2 separate regions of the Homo sapiens genome follow, and region 2 is linked to region 1. The links are chromatin contacts, found by Hi-C in ENCODE. All regions are on one chromosome and are shown on one strand. Each heading gives the region's core, a stretch centred on a gene start or an enhancer-like site at or near the end of the contact. The rest is flanking DNA. Distances are from core to core; before and after follow the strand shown. Region 1 overlaps TRPM5 (transient receptor potential cation channel subfamily M member 5). Region 2 holds the start of ASCL2 (achaete-scute family bHLH transcription factor 2).

Region 1 (6,138 bases), core at 2,396-4,895:
GCCGATCCTTGGATCCCTGCCACATAGAGAGGGGCTGAGATGCCCGACCTCACCGGGCAGCTGGGAGACATGAGCCCCATGAGGGTTGAGGGAATAGGGCTGAGGCGCACGCGGCCTCTTCTACCCCCGCTTGCTGATGTGGGAGCGCCACGGGAATAGCTCTGCTGCTGATGCTGTGTGGGCCGGGGCAAGGCCTCCTCTCTCTGTGTGTCCTGGGCCTCCTGGACCTCCTGGGCAAGGAAGGTGGTCTCTCGTCCACACCGCCTCCTGCACTTGAGCTGAGGGCACCTGTCTCACCTTTTCACCTCTACCCAGGTGCACCCAGGGTCTCCACATCCCTGTCCTGGGAGCGGGTGGGCTGTGTGGCCAGGGGACTGCAAGGCCTCTGCTGAGTCTTTCGGAGTTTCCAGGTCATCCCCACAAAAGGCCTCTGGAGAAATGTCTGCAGGTGTGGCCAACCTGAGGTGCCCTGAGTGGGGTGAGTAGAGGAACCAGGCGCTGACAGCGGAGCCCCACACATCCCATCCTCACCTGGGAAGGAGCTTGGTTGGGGCGGTGCTACAGCGAGTGTCGGAGCTGCAGGGGGTCGCTGGGCAGGGCCTGGCTGGAGAGAAGGTCCCTGGGGCAGAGATGCCTGGGGGCAGTCCCCAGGTCTCCTTGTGCATGTTGGCTGGAGAGGGGCTTCCCAGGGGAAAGCAGAGCCAGCCCCCTGAGGGGAGGGAGGTGGGGATGGGCCTTCTCAGCCCTCAAGGGCCAGGGTATCCCTGCAGCTCTAGAGGCCACCATGCAGGATGTCCAAGGCCCCCGTCCCGGAAGCCCCGGGGATGCTGAAGACCGGCGGGAGCTGGGCTTGCACAGGGGCGAGGTCAACTTTGGAGGGTCTGGGAAGAAGCGAGGCAAGGTAAGGGCAGGCCCCAGGCCTCAGGTGATGTCCGCCTTGACCTGGAACCCATGAGGCCCCATTTCCTTCCCTGGAAGCTGAGTGCCAGGGTCCTCCTCACCCCTGGGGTCTGCTCCCCTGGGGCCATATTCAGAGCCCCCAGACAGGCAGAGTTCCAGAGCTGGAAGGAGTGGCTCTGGCCGGCCTCCTACCTCCCTGCAATAACCGGGACCCCTGAAGTCCCCCCGAGAGATTTGGAGGTGCAAGGTCAAGTGCATCCAGGGCCCCACCTCTGTCCAGCGCCCTCGGCTCACTGAGGGGGATGCCAGCCCAGAGAGGGGTCAGGACTGCCCAGGTCACACAGCAGGTCAAGGGAGGACTGGCCCTGTCCCAGAAGGGATATTGGGGGCCACTCTCCTCCTGCTACCTGCCCCCAATGCCCAGCACCTCCCCGGTACCCCCTGTGTCCAGCCCCCTTGATGCCCAGCACCTCCCAGTGCCCAGTGTCCCCCCATGCTCAGCACCTCCCCAGTGCCCCCTTGTGTCCAGCCCCCCCCAATGCCCAGCAGCTCCCATGCCCCGTGCCCCGAAAGCCCTGAGCTGCAGACCTGCCTTGCAGTTTGTACGGGTGCCGAGCGGAGTGGCCCCGTCTGTGCTCTTTGACCTGCTGCTTGCTGAGTGGCACCTGCCGGCCCCCAACCTGGTGGTGTCCCTGGTGGGTGAGGAGCAGCCTTTCGCCATGAAGTCCTGGCTGCGGGATGTGCTGCGCAAGGGGCTGGTGAAGGCGGCTCAGAGCACAGGTGAGGCCCCACCCGGCACAGGCAGCGCTCCCACCCCACAGGGCAGCCCGACCCCCTGACTGTCCCCGCAACCCGGCACAGGCAGTGCTCCCACCCCACAGGGCAGCCAGACCCCCTGACTGTCCCCCCACCCGGCACAGGCAATGCTCCCACCCCACACGGCAGCCAGACCCCCTGACTCTCCAGGCCATCACGAGAACATTTCCCGAAACTCTCAGCCCGTCCTCTGCAGTACCCACAGGTGCAGCAGTGCCTACGTACTGGACCAGGACCTCCCCCAGCTGGGCCTGGCCCTTCCTTAGAGCTGCCCCCTCCACTAGCAGGGCCCATGGGCCGCCATGAGATGTCCCTGCTCCCACTCACCTGGGACCAGAGCACCCGGGTGTATACAGGGTGGGACCCCTTGGGGAAGCAGTCGGGCCGCCAGCTGCAGGGGCCAGAGTCCAATGGCTGGGCTGTTTTTTGAGGCAGCTTGGCCTATACAACACCCAGGAGAAAAGGACTTGAGGTTTCAGGATCCCTCACTAAATGACTGTGGCAAACCCAAAGAGATCTTCCAGCCAGACAAGGGCCGAGGGCTTTGTCATTTGGGAAAACATCCTGGGATTCTCACCCAGCAGAGGCAGCTGGACAGAGTTGTGTCGGATGTGTCCCGGAGGGAGCACGGTGGGGGGACTGGACCCCAGTTTGTGCGCTCCAGGTGGGGTGGGGGTGCCACTTCACAGGTTCTGGGCCCAGCCAGTTCTGCTGCTGAGCAGCCTTGGGTGGGTGCCTTGCCCTCTCTGGGCCTCGGCTTCCCCACCCCACCGTGAGGCATTCCCCAGCACCCACCCCTGGCTCCCAGGTAACTGGCTGCTGATTGGGCCTAGGGGTTAGGGCGTGGGGCCAGCTAGGGAAGACCTGGGGCGTGCGGCACAACGAGGCCCTCTTCCATCCCCACAGGAGCCTGGATCCTGACCAGTGCCCTCCGCGTGGGCCTGGCCAGGCATGTCGGGCAGGCCGTGCGCGACCACTCGCTGGCCAGCACGTCCACCAAGGTCCGTGTGGTTGCTGTCGGCATGGCCTCGCTGGGCCGCGTCCTGCACCGCCGCATTCTGGAGGAGGCCCAGGTGCACGTCCAGCTCCCAGCACCACGACCGCTGGGGGCCTGGAGGCAGGGGCTCAGAAGGGTTTGGGCAGCGGGCAGAGCTCTGGGAGGACAGGACTCGAGCTGGAGGAAGAGCAGGGAGCGGGCAGAGCCAGCACACGGCCGGCAGGTGGCAGTACCGCATAGGGAACGGCCAGCGTAGACTGTGGCGCGGGCCCTCACCCCCTCCTGTACCACACGGGCCCAGGCCCCGAGCCCTTTCCAAGCCTGGGCAAGCAGCTTCCGTCCCCCATGCTGGGGTCTGTCTAAGGCACTACCGAGGGAGGCCCGGGCAGCCCCTGGTGGATGTTTGGACGCCAGCCCTAGAGTCGGGAAGGAGGTGCTCCCGGCAGCCTGGGCTGTCTCCATGGTTCTGTCTAAAAGAACCCGCTCCCCACCGCCCCTGCCCCTGACTGTCGAAGGAGGGTCCCCGGGCCCCAGCTGTTCGTCCCTCCTTTTGTCTGAAGGGTGGGGAAACCAAGGCTCGGGCAGAAGCCTTGTGCGGGGCCCCATGGCGTGGTGTGCACGGCCTGGCAGGGAGGATCCCGCAGCGGGACCAGCCCAAGCTGCCTCTCGAGGGCTCAGCCTCGTCTCCCTGCATGGGCGCAGGAGGATTTTCCTGTCCACTACCCTGAGGATGACGGCGGCAGCCAGGGCCCCCTCTGTTCACTGGACAGCAACCTCTCCCACTTCATCCTGGTGGAGCCAGGCCCCCCGGGGAAGGGCGATGGGCTGACGGAGCTGCGGCTGAGGCTGGAGAAGCACATCTCGGAGCAGAGGGCGGGCTACGGGGGTGAGACCCGCCCCAGCCACCCAGGGAAGCCTTGGGACCCAGTGGGGATCCAGGGACCCGCCTGTGGGAGAGTGGGGGTGACCGCCAGGGAGAAGGGGGAGGGCTTCCCAGGCAGAACGCACCCCGCATGCCTGAGCACCGAGACCTGGGCCGTGGGGGCCTGGGCCGTGGGGGCCTGGGAGGAGGAGCTGTCTGGGCAGAGTGGTGAAGGAGGCACAGCTGGACAGAGTGGCTCTGACTGGACAGTGACATTCCCACCAGAGCAGGTGCAGTTCTGTTTTCACTGGGCCTTGCCGTGGTCAGAGGCTCCGGGACTCTAAGAGGCAAAATGAGATCGTGAGTTGAAAGAGGGCTACTTCCCGCCGCCAGGCGTGAGGTATGCTGCCGCCAGAGGGCAGCGTCACCCGAGAAATGGGCACCTCTGGCCAGTCGCACGTTCAAAAGCTGGACTTACTAAGAAAACGCTAGTGTGTAAATAATATTCATAAACAAAGCATATAATTATTTATAACATCTATGAACAATATACAATATTTAGAAACAGAATTGTAATTTCTTGGCAAGGCCAACTGAGCCCTCTGTTTTTTTTTTTTTTTTTTGAGGCAGAATCTCACTCTGTCCCCCATCCCCCAGGCTGGAGTGCAGGAGTGCAATCTCGGCTCACTGCAGCCTCCACCTCCCAGGTTCCAACAATTCTCCTGCCTCAGCCTCCCGGGTAGCTGGGATTATAGGCATGTGCCACCATGCCCGGCTCTTTTTTTTTTTTTTTTTTTCCCAGTAGAGACGGGGTTGCACCATGTTGGCCAGGCTGGTCTTGAACTCCTGATCTCAGGTGATCTGCCTGCTTTGGCCTCCCAAAGTGCTGGGATTACAGGCATGAGCCACTGTGCCCGGTCAACTGAGCACTCTTTAGAATTGAAAACACAAAGTCTCGTCAAACTCTAGGGACACAGGCGGAGGGTCTGGCTCTGCTCTGCGGAAGCCCTGCTGGCCCGGGCACCGTTTGGCCAGGCCTGATTTATCCTCCAGATTCAATCAGGAGGCACCTTTCAAAGTCAGGGGCCCGCCTGCGAGCCCAGTTCCCTGTGGGTGATTCTAAGGCACCTCCAGGCAGTTCACTCCCTCACAGAAGACAGGGGCAGGTCCAGGCCTCTCTGGGGGCTTCACATATAGACATCTCATTTCCAGCTTCTGTTTGGGGGAGAAACCTGAAGACTCCCTCCTGTACCTCTTCAGTTTGCTGAGTGGTCAGGCGCAGCCCACCCAGCAGAGCTCCCTCGATGGTCGAGATGCTGCCTCTGCCATGCTCAGCATGAGCGCGTGCAGTGTGGCAGTGCACCTGTAGGGCTGGGTGCTCCGTTTCTTCCACGTCACTTTGTGTTTTAACAGCCATATGCCAGCTGTTGCCACAAAGTGCGCGTGCTGGGTAGTGTAGGTTAGCATTGGAGCCCTCGGCCCTCATATGGCAGGGGCTGTAATAAGCAGCCTGTGTCACGTGGCCCAGACGAAGCCCACACTTTATTCGGAAGAGCCAGCTTTTGGCCAGAAAATGTGGTGGCCTGAGAGCCTGAGATCCGGGTGGTCACCCCAGGCGGAGGGTCCTCAGGCCTCACGGGTGCCCTGTCCACAGGCACTGGCAGCATCGAGATCCCTGTCCTCTGCTTGCTGGTCAATGGTGATCCCAACACCTTGGAGGTAGGGGCCTGGCTGAGGCCCCCTGGCTGGCCGAAGCCTTGTGGAGGGGTGCGGTGGGTTCTGGGCACCCCTGGGACAGGGCTGAAGGGATGGGGGCACCCCTGACACCTGCATCCAGATGTCGTCGGGCTAATCTGGGGTCCGCTCTCCCCTCCCTCCCCGTCTCAGAGGATCTCCAGGGCCGTGGAGCAGGCTGCCCCGTGGCTGATCCTGGTAGGCTCGGGGGGCATCGCCGATGTGCTTGCTGCCCTAGTGAACCAGCCCCACCTCCTGGTGCCCAAGGTGGCCGAGAAGCAGTTTAAGGAGAAGTTCCCCAGCAAGCATTTCTCTTGGGAGGACATCGTGCGCTGGACCAAGCTGGTATGTGCTGCCCCCTCCCCTGTCCTCCCGACCCCTCCTCCGGGGGTGGGGCTGGTCCTCTGGGAGAGTTCCTGCAATGCAGCCTCCAGCCCACTCCTCCCACCTCAGGCTGCTGGGCCCCCCACCCACTCTCGCTTCAGGCCCACAGGGAGCAGAGAGACCCAGGCAGCCCCTTGGTCTGCGGGTGGTCCCAGGCCGGGCCCGGTGGGCGGTGGGCATGCAGGCTGCAAGGCTCACCTGGGGACGCTGCCTGTGCCTACGCTGGTGTCTACCACGGCCTGCCTCTGCCCCCGTCCTGGCTGAGGCGGCCCCATGGGGGCTCTGTTCTGGTGCCCAGCTGCAGAACATCACCTCACACCAGCACCTGCTCACCGTGTATGACTTCGAGCAGGAGGGCTCCGAGGAGCTGGACACGGTCATCCTGAAGGCGCTGGTGAAAGGTGAGGGCGGGCAGGGTGGGCAAGGCAGGCGCCATTGGGGGGCT
Region 2 (6,138 bases), core at 1,867-4,366, 150 kb after region 1:
GCTGTGAAGCCAACAGGACAGGCCATGTTAGAACGTTCTTATCCTCTGGGAAAGAAACCACGTACCCTTTCACAGTCACCCCCATCCCTCTGTTGTCACTCCCCAGCCCCTGGCAACCGTGAATCTCCTTTCTGTCTCTGTGAATTTATCGACTCCGCACATTTCATAGACTGAGAGTCTCACGCTACGTGGTCCTCGGTGTCTGGCTTCGTTCACGCGGCCTCGTGTTCTCGAGGTTCACCAGCTTCGTCTCTTTTTAGGGCTGAGTAATCTTCCATTATTCTGGACCATGTTTTGTTTATCCACTCATCTGTTGATGGACATGTGGCTATTTTGAATCCTGCTGCTGGAAACATTCATGTGGGCACCGTGCTTACCAAGGCTGTATTCTCAGAACGGACTGAGAGGCCAAGAGTTCCAGAGAAGACGGCTCAGATAGTGTGGAGACTCACCAGTCCAGGAGACAGCATGCTTCCGAATTAAGGGGGGTGCTGCAGTGTCAAATGCTGCACAGCCGGAGGCACCCAGGAATGAAGGAGGGGCCGAGGCAGGGAGAGACACAGGTCCCTAGGGAATTATTTTTAAGCTAGGCTTTGGGGGCAGACGGGGTTTCCACAGCGGTGGGAGGACCAGATTGGGAAGAGGATGAAGATAGAGAGAGGTGTTGGTGGTGGGGGGGGACTGGCCTGGACATGGCACAGCAGACGCAGGTGGGTGCAGGACTGTGCCTGAGGGCAGGGTAGCAAGAAGCCATGCCTGGGCAGTGAGAGGCTTCAGTTTTTAGACAGGAAGTTCTGGGGTGATCTGAAGAGGGCTTGCAGGTCCTGCTCCGGAGATCTTACCAGCTGTGGAGGGGCTTGGACGAAGACCGGGTAGAGAGCAACCCAGCCGCTGTACCGCTCGTCCCTGTTGACCCCCGGGGTGTATGCAGCCACACCCAGAGCAGCAGAGGGCCCACCCATCAAGTCACAGAATCCTGAGAAATAATACATCGTTGTTCAGACCGCTAAAATCCTGGTGGCTCCTTACACAGCAACAGATGACCGAGGGGCTCCCAGCCCGGGAGGTGGAAATCCAGCAGGGATTTCCAAGGCCTAGTTTGCAGGGCTCCAGGATCGTTCCTAGATCCTGGTCTTGCAGCCTTGACAAGGGGAAGGAGGGAGGCAGCAGAAGGAGGGCAGAACAATCCATGCCAGGCTGTGATTTGCCAAGTGACCATCTGGGAAGAATGGGCTCTCAGACCAGGGACAGGGAGCAGAGGCAAGCCCGCATCTGCCCTGGTTGCAGAACCCGGATTCAGACTCAGGGCCCCGATTTCTGCCTGGATCGCTCCACTGGGCGGAGGAGTGACTGTGGACACATCCAGGGTTCTCTCCAAGTCGGCTTCCTCATCTGCCAAATAGAGACCGCAGACCACCAGCTCCCAGGCAGGTGCTACTCTTCCGGCCCCTCCCAAGGCAGGAGGGCCAGGCGTACTCGAGACACAGGTGTGCTGGGGGCCCAGGTGGGCCAGCCAGCAGCATCCTGCAGGGTAATGGGAGCAGGTGGGCACCCCGAGGCTGGCAGTAAACACTGGCTATCTGCCCCCAGGCTCCCAGGAGGGGTCTTGGGCCTCACCTCCTCCGGCCGGAACAGGAAAGCAGCTCCAGGCAGCTGGGTCCACAAAAATCTCCGTTCCCTGAGGTCTCAGAGGCAGTGGCCCAGGAGCATCTGGTCACCTTCGGGAAAAACCGGCTTGGCAAAGGCTCCCCCGAGGGCACGCGTTTCCCGGACAGTGAGGCAGGACCTAAACTCTTCCGTTAACACTACATTTTTCGCATTTCTGCAGTGTTTGCACTCTCAGGCCCCACCATTTCCCCGCATCTCTTAGGGAGAAGTTCTCGACGTCCCACCTCCCCTGGAAGGGTGCTGCTCCCAGAGACCTTCAGGCCAATGGCCCAATCTCAGTGCCCTCAGGGGAGAGGGGGGTGCAGAAAAACAGCCTGGGTCACAAAAGAGGTGCGAGGGCTGTGAGATCCCGGAGGCACCGACGGGAAGCGAGACGGAGAACAGGAGGGCAGGACGGGCTGGAGGTGGGGGATACTGCAGATGGAGGGAGCCACGGTGGGGGAGGGCGTGGACCTGACCGTCCTGGCACAAGGCGGTCGGGTGCAGACCTCCAGGCCCTCCGGGTTAAGGTGCCGCCCAGAGCCCTCAGGCCGGGGGCGCACGGAAACCACAGGCAGGGTGCGCGTGGAGGGACGGGGAAAGCGGGGCGGGTTGGGGAAGGCGCCCCGGGAACCTGAACCTCCCACCCCGCCTCAGTCTCGACCACTCCTTAAGCCCCACCCCGCCCCAGGTAAGGCGCAGTCCACCCCCATTCCCAGTAGATTAACGCACAGGTGGGGGCGCGCTCGGGACATAGCTGCGCTAGGGGACAGCGCGCCCAGCCCAGTCGCGGGGGCGAGGAGCAGGGCGGGGCCCAGCAGGAACCCAGCTTTGTTAGCGATGCTCCCCGTGAGCCACGCGCCACGCGTACGCGCTTCCTCAATGGGGCCGGGCGTGGAGCCGCGCCCTGCGCGATTGGCCAAACGGGTGGCCCACGATTGGCTGAGACCCTGGCCCCCGCCTCCTCGGCCCCAGGAGGGTGGGGCGTGGGTGTGGGCTGCGCGGCGCGTGCTGCCCCCGGGGATCTTGCGCGCCTCCCGAACAGCCGTGTTGTCGCCAGGGCCGCGCCTTCCCTCCCACAGCGCGCGCTGCGCGTGCGAAGGTCTGGCGGCTCTTGGGACTGGCGGGGCTGCGCGCGGGGTTAGGGTGGGGGTACGGGAAGGCTCAACCCAGGACCTGCGTACCTTGCTTTGGGGGCGCACTAAGCACCTGCCGGGAGCAGGGGGCGCACCGGGAACTCGCAGATTTCGCCAGTTGGGCGCACTGGGGATCTGTGGACTGCGTCCGGGGGATGGGCTAGGGGGACATGCGCACGCTTTGGGCCTTACAGAATGTGATCGCGCGAGGGGGAGGGCGAAGCGTGGCGGGAGGGCGAGGCGAAGGAAGGAGGGCGTGAGAAAGGCGACGGCGGCGGCGCGGAGGAGGGTTATCTATACATTTAAAAACCAGCCGCCTGCGCCGCGCCTGCGGAGACCTGGGAGAGTCCGGCCGCACGCGCGGGACACGAGCGTCCCACGCTCCCTGGCGCGTACGGCCTGCCACCACTAGGCCTCCTATCCCCGGGCTCCAGACGACCTAGGACGCGTGCCCTGGGGAGTTGCCTGGCGGCGCCGTGCCAGAAGCCCCCTTGGGGCGCCACAGTTTTCCCCGTCGCCTCCGGTTCCTCTGCCTGCACCTTCCTGCGGCGCGCCGGGACCTGGAGCGGGCGGGTGGATGCAGGCGCGATGGACGGCGGCACACTGCCCAGGTCCGCGCCCCCTGCGCCCCCCGTCCCTGTCGGCTGCGCTGCCCGGCGGAGACCCGCGTCCCCGGAACTGTTGCGCTGCAGCCGGCGGCGGCGACCGGCCACCGCAGAGACCGGAGGCGGCGCAGCGGCCGTAGCGCGGCGCAATGAGCGCGAGCGCAACCGCGTGAAGCTGGTGAACTTGGGCTTCCAGGCGCTGCGGCAGCACGTGCCGCACGGCGGCGCCAGCAAGAAGCTGAGCAAGGTGGAGACGCTGCGCTCAGCCGTGGAGTACATCCGCGCGCTGCAGCGCCTGCTGGCCGAGCACGACGCCGTGCGCAACGCGCTGGCGGGAGGGCTGAGGCCGCAGGCCGTGCGGCCGTCTGCGCCCCGCGGGCCGCCAGGGACCACCCCGGTCGCCGCCTCGCCCTCCCGCGCTTCTTCGTCCCCGGGCCGCGGGGGCAGCTCGGAGCCCGGCTCCCCGCGTTCCGCCTACTCGTCGGACGACAGCGGCTGCGAAGGCGCGCTGAGTCCTGCGGAGCGCGAGCTACTCGACTTCTCCAGCTGGTTAGGGGGCTACTGAGCGCCCTCGACCTATGAGGTAACAGCCGGGAGGCAGGGAGGAGGGAGGGCCGGGGGCCGGGGTGGAGGGACGGGGTGGGCAGGCCCGGCGGGTCGCGCCCCCAGGAGCCCGCGGAGCCGAGCGCCAGGCCCGAGCGATGGCTTCGATTTCGCTCACTCTTCATTTCCCCCAAAGTTTTTCAAGCCCGTGCAAGACCGGCGTTTGTTTGTCCGGGATTGCAAAACTTCCCCTCGCGGCTCAGCCGCCGACGAGGGAGGGGTAGACGAGGGGAGGGGAGCGGCCGTCGGGCCGTTGAGGTCTCTAGTGCTGGCGGATCCTGGGGCAGATTGGGGTGCTGGAGGCGGGGTGACTTTGCATTGCAAATCGCGCTCCCGGGCCGGGGCGGCAGAAATGAGTCGGCGGGCGCGGAGCCCTGACTCACCGCGGCTCCGAGCGCCCGCCCCGCCCCCGCCGTGTCTCAGACCGAGTCGCGGCACCCACGGACTCAAGACTCCAAAACCAACCGAGCAAACGAAACTGCCGACTTCGCTTGGGGGAGGTGCGGGCAGGGCCGGCCCGGGCGGGGTCTGCCCCGGGCCCGCGCCCGCGTTGACGCGCGTTTGGTTCCCCACCTTCCCCCCGCAGCCTCAGCCCCGGAAGCCGAGCGAGCGGCCGGCGCGCTCATCGCCGGGGAGCCCGCCAGGTGGACCGGCCCGCGCTCCGCCCCCAGCGAGCCGGGGACCCACCCACCACCCCCCGCACCGCCGACGCCGCCTCGTTCGTCCGGCCCAGCCTGACCAATGCCGCGGTGGAAACGGGCTTGGAGCTGGCCCCATAAGGGCTGGCGGCTTCCTCCGACGCCGCCCCTCCCCACAGCTTCTCGACTGCAGTGGGGCGGGGGGCACCAACACTTGGAGATTTTTCCGGAGGGGAGAGGATTTTCTAAGGGCACAGAGAATCCATTTTCTACACATTAACTTGAGCTGCTGGAGGGACACTGCTGGCAAACGGAGACCTATTTTTGTACAAAGAACCCTTGACCTGGGGCGTAATAAAGATGACCTGGACCCCTGCCCCCACTATCTGGAGTTTTCCATGCTGGCCAAGATCTGGACACGAGCAGTCCCTGAGGGGCGGGGTCCCTGGCGTGAGGCCCCCGTGACAGCCCACCCTGGGGTGGGTTTGTGGGCACTGCTGCTCTGCTAGGGAGAAGCCTGTGTGGGGCACACCTCTTCAAGGGAGCGTGAACTTTATAAATAAATCAGTTCTGTTTACCAGTGGCTCCTATCACCTACACTTCCCAGGTGACGGCCAGACTTCCGTGGTCACTACTCCTCAAACCCTGCTGCCTCCTCCGTAGGGTGGGTCTGGGTGAGATCTGGAGTGCAGCCAGGCCGTTGATAGCGGAGCCATTGGGACACCTTGTGAGGCTGGGGGCATCCTCCAGGAGGTGGTGGGCTGGTGGGTTGTCCAGACAGGGCTACTCGCTGGCTTGGAAGCTGCAGGCTGGAGGCTGCTGACCCATCCCGAGGGCTGGGGTAAGTGCTGGGTGTGGGGCTAGGCTGAGGTGGTCTGACCAGAGAGCACCGGCTGTGGGGCTGAGGGCATGGGCTCCTGCGCAGGCCACCACGCTCAGATCTCCACTAACGTGGCAGCTGGGCAGCCCAGGGCAAGTGGGTTAACTTGCAAATGGGTTTGACCAGACCCACCTCAACGGCCTCTGGGAGGAGTTAGTGAGAGGTGCCTGGAGGCTGCCCTCTCGCTAGCTTTGGGTTTTGCCCGCACTGGGGAGGCCCTGCAGGTCTCCGCTCACCTGAATTCTAAGAGCGGCTCTTGAAAGGAACAAGGAAGGCTTGGAAGCTTTGCGCCAGGCTCCCCGCAGCCGGAGAGCTGGCACTGGGATATTACACGGCTATACCTTTGACTCAGGGCCTAGGAGGCTTTGATGTCTCACTGTACCGAAAGCTGCCTTTTAGTGTCCTGGTGGGGGAGGGGTTGTGGGGCTCCCCCGGTTTCTTTAGGGCGCAGAGGCACCCCTTCCTTCAGAAAGGAGTGGTTGGGACAGAGCCGTGGGAGCCCTGCGAGGTGGGAGCAGCTGGTGTTGTCCCAGAGTGGGTGGCTCCTGAATAACCACGGCAACAGGACACCCAGGCTACCGGGATGCCTGGGTCTCAAACGTCAGGCTGGCCAGGTCCCTTCTTATCAG

The links. A loop is a pair of places that touch in the nucleus more often than their neighbours do. Pooled maps may share reads with other maps.
Region 2: a loop to region 1 is called in a map of naive thymus-derived CD4-positive, alpha-beta T cell, with 23 times the contacts of the local background. The contact joins the promoter of ASCL2 here to the enhancer-like site in region 1. A Hi-C loop is called at or near these places in 1 of 168 maps with a recorded cell type or tissue (naive thymus-derived CD4-positive, alpha-beta T cell), 1 of 37 single-sample maps with no recorded cell type and 7 of 50 pooled maps.

The regions. Positions count from the first base shown.
Region 1 is chr11:2,417,683-2,423,820 of GRCh38, reverse strand. It overlaps TRPM5 (transient receptor potential cation channel subfamily M member 5), which reads left to right. Exons shown (of 29, transcript NM_014555.4): 5 at 316-478; 6 at 771-901; 7 at 1,500-1,680; 8 at 2,623-2,789; 9 at 3,416-3,599; 10 at 5,230-5,294; 11 at 5,463-5,654; 12 at 5,992-6,094. The coding sequence starts at 785. Among named protein-coding and RNA genes, the nearest start is that of TSSC4, 20 kb to the right of the region's middle. Within about 2 kb of position 3,645, at least 2 of the 41 ENCODE cell types and tissues checked have a DNase peak (open chromatin) inside an H3K27ac peak, as active enhancers do.
Region 2 is chr11:2,267,566-2,273,703 of GRCh38, reverse strand. ASCL2 (achaete-scute family bHLH transcription factor 2) reads left to right here and starts at 3,116. Exons shown (of 2, transcript NM_005170.3): 1 at 3,116-3,971; 2 at 4,578-5,206. The coding sequence starts at 3,372. The coding sequence ends at 3,953.